2 separate regions of the Homo sapiens genome follow, and region 2 is linked to region 1. A link is a contact called in ENCODE Hi-C data. All regions are on one chromosome and are shown on one strand. The core of a region is the stretch at or near the end of the contact, and the rest is flanking DNA. Distances in the headings are between cores, read along the strand shown. Region 1 holds the start of NSUN2 (NOP2/Sun RNA methyltransferase 2). Region 2 holds the start of ROPN1L (rhophilin associated tail protein 1 like).

Evidence for each region. A loop is a pair of places that touch in the nucleus more often than their neighbours do. Pooled maps may share reads with other maps.
Region 2: a pooled map shows a loop between it and region 1 (2.4-fold over the local background). The contact joins the promoter of ROPN1L here to the promoter of NSUN2 in region 1. A Hi-C loop is called at or near these places in 4 of 50 pooled maps.

The regions. Positions count from the first base shown.
Region 1 is chr5:6,631,398-6,635,267 of GRCh38, reverse strand. It overlaps NSUN2 (NOP2/Sun RNA methyltransferase 2), which reads left to right and starts at 2,224. Exons shown (of 19, transcript NM_017755.6): 1 at 2,224-2,384; 2 at 2,512-2,669; 3 at 3,291-3,395. The coding sequence starts at 2,289. SRD5A1 (steroid 5 alpha-reductase 1) reads right to left here and starts at 1,828. Exons shown (of 5, transcript NM_001047.4): 1 at 1,399-1,828. The coding sequence starts at 1,691. RefSeq lists enhancers at 1,105-1,616, 1,617-2,128 and a silencer at 1,592-1,981.
Region 2 is chr5:10,439,991-10,443,860 of GRCh38, reverse strand. ROPN1L (rhophilin associated tail protein 1 like) reads right to left here and starts at 1,982. Exons shown (of 5, transcript NM_031916.5): 1 at 1,563-1,982. The coding sequence starts at 1,693. ROPN1L-AS1 (ROPN1L antisense RNA 1) reads left to right here and starts at 2,010. Exons shown (of 2, transcript NR_102746.1): 1 at 2,010-2,173; 2 at 2,488-3,126. It overlaps MARCHF6 (membrane associated ring-CH-type finger 6), which reads right to left. Exons shown (of 26, transcript NM_005885.4): 26 at 3,473-3,870. RefSeq lists a silencer at 1,869-2,128.

The sequences.
Region 1 (3,870 bases), core at 975-3,474:
CTGATGAATGTTGACTTGCCCTTGTTTAAAGTGCAAGTCATCAAAGCACACTGAGGACACAGACTGCACCAGTTACAGGGTAAGGTGCTGGTTTTCAGGGAACTCAGGTACCAAAAACTGTGCTGGGTACAACACTGGTTCCAAGTAGTGGAGCTGTGTACTTTCTCTTCGCTGGAATGCATGACACCAGGAGAAAGAAGAGAGGCTTATAAACACACACTGAGTTCTTCCTGTCTCTCTGGGAAGTGAGTGTTTTAAGGTGGGACCCCAAATCAGAAAGGTTGGGTAAACTGCCCATAGTCACACAGCCAGTGAGTTCAACTTCCTTGGGTGTAGAGACATCCTTTTTAACTGTGAAGCTTTCCAGAGCCTGAATGAAAACGTTTAAAATTTAATTTTGAACTTTCGACCTGTCGTTTGCTTTGGCTGTGTAAAAGCCAAAAGATACGACCTGGAGAGAACCCCAACTTATTAGAAGGCTTGAAGATTTCAGACACAGCCAGTTTTCAAATATTCAAAAAAACAAAAACCTTGAAAGATTTAGAAGTCATCTTTAAGACTTCGTTTGTTTAAGGTTTAAGGTTGCTGGCTTTCCACCCCCACAATCCTGGGGTCCCTTGCATAAGGTGGACATGAAAGTCTCTGAAAGTGATCAAGCCTATAAGGAGAAACTGCTAGGCAGTTTTAGGACAGCAGGTTTCCAGTTGCAGCTGATCACTTGGCTGGGAGAAAACAGCTCCACCATCACCAAAGATACCAAAAGGGGAACCGGCAGAAAGGAGTAGAAACCAGTGGCCCTCAAGACCGACCATCAGCATTAGACTCTAGGCCAACCCCCTCCCCCCCGCCCCCACAGTCGTGATCTAAGGGAACAAAATCTAGTCTTCATTTTTATTTTACATTTTTACTTTTTAACTCTTTATTTTTATATATTTAATTTTGAGACAGAGTCTCGCTCTGTCACCCAGGCTGGAGGGCAGTGGCGAGATCTCGGCTCACTGTAACCTCCGCCTCTCGGGTTCAAGCGATTCTTCCATCTCAGACTCCCGAGTAACTGGGATCACAGACAGGCGCCACCGCGCCCGGCTAAGGAAACCAAACCTAGGACCACTGAGTGGCTCTTTCCAGATCAGTTTCATCATGTTTTTTTCCATCACTCCCTTCCAGTCCTTTGTTTCCCGCCCTTTCCAGACGAATCCCTTCTGGTTTCCAAACTCCCGGGGCCGGGGGACTCGGGGAAGGGCACCCGTGCAGATGGGGGACGCCCCGGGGGATCTGGCAGGGAGAGGGCATCTGGGTGGGGGAGGCTTCGGGGAGAGGGCACCGGGCAGTGAGGGGAGGGTCGGAGAGGACGCCGGGCCGGGAGTAGGGTAGGGGGCCGGGGGCCGGGGACGTTACCGATGCCCGTAGTGGACGAGGAACATGGCCAGGAGGATGCAGTTGGGCGCGCTGCGGAGACGCGGGGCGGACTCGCTGGCGTACTGGTAGAGCGGCAGGGCCAGCGAGGGCAGCTCCTGCACCACCCAGGCGGCCCGCGCCGGCACTCGGAGCCTGTGGCTGGGCAGCGCGTGGCGGCCGTACACTGAGTTCGTCTGACGATTGCGCGCGAAGACCGCGCAGCCCACGGCGCACTGCAGGTAGGCGAGCGCGGCCAGCAGGCGCTCCTCCGCCACCCCCGTCGCCGTTGCCATCGCCAGGGCTGGGCAGCGTGCTCCATGCCCCAGAGGCCGCGGCGGGCAACATATAGGGCGGCGGCGCGGGGGCAGGAGGGGCGGCTACCGGAGGGGCGGCTACCGGAGTCCCGCACTGCCGGGACTCTGCAGAAAGGGTTCTCAAGTCAGGCTTCTCCGGGGTAGCCGGGGCTGTGGGTGCGGCCCCGGGGGCGGGGCGAGCACTTGCGCGGGGAGGGACCTGCAAGCGCCCCACCCACGCCGGGGCCGCAGTAACCCCGCGCCGCTCTGCGCACGCGCGGCTTCAGGCTGTCCGCGGAGCTCCTTGAGCCCGCGTGGGAAACCTGGGCGCTTCGCGCGGAGACGCCTTTGTGGCTGCTTCCTGGAGCATTTTTTTCCCCTTAGAGCTGTTCGCTGTTTTCCCTGTCACGCCGCTTTTCTGAAAGACGGGTTGTGCGCTTTGGGCTTATTCCTGGACGGTCCCCAAAGGTCCCCGAAAGGACCAGGCCCGGACACGTGGGGCCTTGGTTTCCGGCCGGAAGTCCCGGGAGGTGTAGGGCTAGAGTTCTGGCCGTGGCGGGCCGGTTTCTGCGTGCTGCGTGCGCGGCCGCGTGGGCTATGGGGCGGCGGTCGCGGGGTCGGCGGCTCCAGCAACAGCAGCGGCCGGAGGACGCGGAGGATGGCGCCGAGGGTGGTGGAAAGCGCGGCGAGGCGGTAGGAGCCGGGACCCGGCGGGCGGGCCAGGGGCTCCTCCTGGGCTTCCCGGACCCCGAGGCCTGCGAGGCGGCGGCGAGGGGGCGGCTCCTTGGGCCTCGGGGTAGACGTCTCTTTCCTTCCTCAGGGCTGGGAAGGAGGCTACCCCGAGATCGTCAAGGAGAACAAGCTGTTCGAGCACTACTACCAGGAGCTCAAGATCGTGCCCGAGGGCGAGTGGGGCCAGTTCATGGACGCTCTCAGGGAGCCGCTCCCGGCCACTTTAAGAATTACTGGTTACAAAAGGTAGGGAGGCAGTGCCTGATTTTTTGGGAGTTGGGGCCAGGATGCTGGAGGTTAAAGGCGACGGTGTTTTCTTCGACAAGTGTTACAGTGCCAGAGAACCGTGGCGTTTCAGCGGTTTGGATTCAGGAAGCATTGAGGTGGGGAGCACAGGGTCCAATGAAATGGTCACGGAGGTATTGCAGGCGCAAGGTTAGAAGACGAAATGAAAATGAGATCTGAGGAAGATTCGGCTCCTGGGGAATCTTCCAGGAGGGAAGCTGAGGGTCTTACCTTTTGGAACGTAAGAGAATTTATAGAGAATGCATAAAACCCCTTGGTTCTCCCCTCCTCCGCGCCCCCCCTCCATCTTTGTAGTTACATCTTTCTAAATGAGTCGCAAGTAAAACTTAACGGTAGGATATGCTTAGGAGAGAAGGAATGCAGTGTTGCTCTTAGGGCTCAAACAGTGTGGATTGCTTAAATTTTGAAGGCATACAGTGTAAAAGTAGTGACTAAAGAATGTTTACTCTCCATGCAAAAGTTGGTTTTAGTTTTAAAACACTTGCAGTCTTAAATTTAAGAAGATACAATGTATTAACTTAGTTTTTTAGATCAGTTTGAAACTTCCTTATTTTTCAATAGCCACGCAAAAGAGATTCTCCATTGCTTAAAGAACAAATATTTTAAGGAATTGGAGGACCTGGAGGTGGACGGTCAGAAAGTTGAAGTTCCACAGCCACTGAGTTGGTAGGTACCACAGTGCTTCATGCCGAATATTTATTTGGGATATTAATCTCTATCACTTGAATTATATTTCTTGGTACTGCATTTGCTGTTAAAGAGCTTGGGTATACTTTGCAAACATCCTAATGTTCTAGTACCTGGTGCTTTTATCAACATTATATTGCTACGCAAGTTTTCATGCGATTTGCGATTTGCAGCTTTATGAGTCACTGATTTCAGCCAGCTCTTCCTAGTACATCCAGCCTCTTCCTTTATGTCACCACTTCCGCCAGCTCCCTTTTACAGCCCTTGTTTTCTCACATCAAAACTGTTGCAGAGTGGCTGCTTTGCCTTCAGAAAAAGGACAGACTTAGCTTGACAACAGTCTCCTGGTAGGTAGTCTCTTAGTGTTTTCCATTACAGACAGGTTACCACTGTCTGCTGTCAGGTTGTCTCCTGGTACTTCGCAGTACAGACTGCACCAGCCAATGTAGCATTT
Region 2 (3,870 bases), core at 733-3,232, 3.8 Mb before region 1:
GAGGGAGATTTGAAGATGCTGGCCTTGAAAATGGAGGAAGGGGACATGAGCCAAGGCGTCCAAGAAATGCAGCTCTAGAAGCCAGAAAAGGCAAGGAAACGAGCTGGGTTTTCCTGAGAACCACTGGAAAGAGCAAAGCCCTGTCAACACCTTGATTTTAGCCTAGTGAAACTAATTTGGACTTCTGGCCTCCAGAACTGCAAGAATGTATGTCTGTGTTTTTTTTTTTTTTGAGACGGAGTCTCGCTCTGTCGCCCGGGCCGGACTGCGGACTGCAGTGGCGCAATCTCGGCTCACTGCAAGCTCCGCTTCCCGGGTTCACGCCATTCTCCTGCCTCAGCCTCCCGAGTAGCTGGGACTACAGGCGCCCGCCACCGCGCCCGGCTAATTTTTTGTATTTTTAGTAGAGACGGGGTTTCACCTTGTTAGCCAGGATGGTCTCGATCTCCTGACCTCATGATCCACCCGCCTCGGCCTCCCAAAGTGCTGGGATTACAGGCGTGAGCCACCGCGCCCGGCCCAAATGTATGTCTGTGTTTTAAGCTGTCAAGTTTTGTGGTGATTTGTTACAGCAGCCAAACGAAACTAATTCACTTTGGTTATAGAGTTTAAAGCCAGCAAAATTTGGCTGTTTTTTTTCTTTTTAAATTAGTTTTCTTATTAAAAAAAATACAGATGGGGTCTTGCTGTGTTACCCAGGCTGGTCTCAAACTCTTGGGCTCAAGTGATCCTCCCAGCTTGGCCTCCCAAAGTGCTGGGATTACAGGCATGAACCACCAAGCCCAGCCAAAATTTGAAATGTTGATGACTAAAATATTTAAATTAAATTTACACCTGTGCTGACTCTTGTCATCATAAAAGTGAGTTTTTGTTTTACATCTGTTTATTGAAAAGGGGCAAAGAGCTCTCCTGTAAAACCAAGAGGATTTCTTTTAATGCCTCTAAGATCTGTTGACTTGTAACTTTGAGATTATGAATGTCTGTTCCTGGCAAGTGTTGGAATGTTTGTGGCAAAAAATAAACTGTGAAGCTTCATTTGCTGGACAGTTTACCCTGAGCACTCTAGGGATGATGACCTCAGTATGACCACGGTCGTTCCGGTTCTAATAAATTTAACCAGCTCTGGGTATACATAGCTCTGAGAGGACTCTCTGCAGATGAGGAACTTAGCTAAAATATTCCTCTTTGTAAAGTCATTTCACAAAGTGACTGCAACCGTGTAATTTTTTTAACATAATGTAAACACTTTTTTGCCCAATGCAATTACTTTGTTAAGTTTTAGTCTATCTTCATCATAAACACTTTTAAACAATTGAGTTGCCATTACGTTGTAGGTAAGTGAGCATTTTGCAATGATTTCGGGTCTCATAGTCGATAAATCGAAATGGTTCCTAGATAAAACACTCAAGTATAGATGTCACCAATGCTAAGGGGAAAGTTTTGCCTGATACTCTTAAGGACGCTGAGTGCCGCGTAAGGCCCCTGGTCCGGGAGGAGGGCTCTCTGGGCTCGTCTGGCTTGGGCATGTAGACCGGACAGCTCCCCGGGCCAAGGGCGCTTACCCCGCGGACCACCGCAGCACGTCGGCCGGCTGGGTGCGGATGGCAGCCTTGGTGAATTGCTTCAGGATGTCCGGCAGCTCCGGGGGAATGTGGATCTGCTGAGCGCAGAACATGGTGTCGGGAAGCGGCATCGCTCTCCGCAGAAGGGACCAGGCTGGTGAATCGCGGCGCGCTGCGAGGAAGAAGGGCGGCTGTCGGCTACGACGCGGTGGACCCGCTAGCAGCGCGGGGCTTGCGGCCAGGGCCGCCTCCCATCCCGTTCCCGAGGTTGGGGCCGGATTCGCGGGGCTCTTACCCGCTCCTCCGCGGGCTTCGGGAGAAATTCGGACCAACTGCCACTCCGACAACACCCTAGACCCTGCAGTTCCCTAGCGCCAGCCGCCACTACGGACGCGCTCGGTATCCAGGCACCCGGGACGCGAGCAGGCCCCGCCCCTGGAGCCGCGCACGCGCACGCGGCCCTGAGCGAGGCGGGGCTGCTCCCGGGCTGGACAAGGAGGTGCTGGCGTAGTCCGACTAGCAGCAGCCGCTGCTCCCCGGTGGTTCAGAGCCGCGCGAGCTGAGCGTTTCGCCTACAAAAGCATCTTCGGATCGGTTTCCCACCGCCGAATGTGAGCGGCGAACTCACGAAGGACTCCCTCTTCCCCTTGCTCTGGCTGCGTGAGGCTGAGGCTAGGGGACTCGGGCCTGCTAGGAGGGAAGCGGGTTAAGTGAAGGGGCTGATCGCCTGGGCGGCACGGGCCCCGCTGCGGGACCCGCCTGCGCCTGGGGCCGCTCCTCCAAACTTCTCGGGCTTCGAACTTCGCACATGCTGTTCCCTGGCCTAAGCCATCCCGTAGTGAACCTGAGTTCTTAATTTAAAAAGCCGCTTAGACAGTGGGCAGTTTCCAGCTAAAACACTATTGTATTTGTTTTCTTACGATAGGTTGCTTGAGCCAATGTGACTGGCTCTAGGAGGAAATAAATCACATCTGTCAAAAGAGCCTCGAGTCGAAGGATAGGAGAAACCTCGAATTTGGTGGGTGCTGACCAAGGCACCATGCAAGGGGTTAACTTTGCTTTAGGGGGTGACCTGGCTGGCTGCTGCAGTTGCCGTTAACAGCCACCGAATGGATGAGACTCCAGATCCACCTCCTCCTGCGTTCCTCAAAACAGGAAGATGGAGAACTACGGAGAGCTACTTCCCAGAGGGGCCGATGGCAAGCACTCCCTTCAAGGAAACTGGGGAAGTTGCCCGATTTTGATCGTTTCCATCCAAACACCCACCAGACAATATATACATACACATTTCTAAATTAACAGCATTGGCAAAAACTGAAAATACTTGTATTTAAAGTTGATGACAGTATGAAAACAAGAAATCCGTCCGGGCGCGGTGGGTCACGCCTGTAACCCCAGCACTGATCACAAGGTCAGGAGTTCGAGACTAGCCTGGCTAACATGGTGAAACCCCCTTCTCTACAAAAATTGGCTGGGCGTAGTGGCGCGTGCCTGTATTCCCAGCTACTTGGGAGGCTGAGGCAGGAGAATAGCTTGAGCCCGGGAGGTGGAGGTTGCCGTGAGCAGAAATGGCACCACTGCACTCCAGCCTGGGCGACAGAGTAAGACTCTGTCCCCGCCCCCCTCCACCCAAAAAAAGAAAAAAAAAAAAAGGAATCTTCTATGTTGTTGAGAGGGATGTTAATTAGTACCTTTATGGGGCAGTAATGTAACACTAAAATTTTTCGATGATCGTGCAATATTACTTCTGGGAACTTACCCTACAGAAATACTATAAAAAGTAATATGGACAAAAATCTTCACCATATAAATTGGGTAAATGTCTTTTGGAAAACAAATCATGGCCTGGCCACACAATGGTATGAAAAGATGCCCGTGTAAAGTGAAAAAAAGCATCTTGTCAAACAATCTGCATAGTATGACACCTTTATTGTGATAAATGATTCTGTGAAGGTATGTCTGGAAGCACACAACTAAACTATTAACAGCAGTTACCTCTGGGAAATAGGACAGGGATTTCAGGTTTTATTTTGGCCATAGACACATTATTTTGATTCTAAATTCATCATTTATTTACTAACTTAGCATTACTATTGAGTACCAAATATTTGCCAGGGAATTGTTCTGGGAATACAGTAATAATTCAGTTTAAAAAAATAAAATCTTTGGAGCTTACATTCAAGTGGGAAACAACATGCAAATATAAACAACAAAGGTAAACCATATAGTATGTTTAAAAGTACAAAAGAGAGCCGGGAGTACAAAATACAGCAGGGAGATGAGACAGGAATGCCCCAGTAGCTGCAGC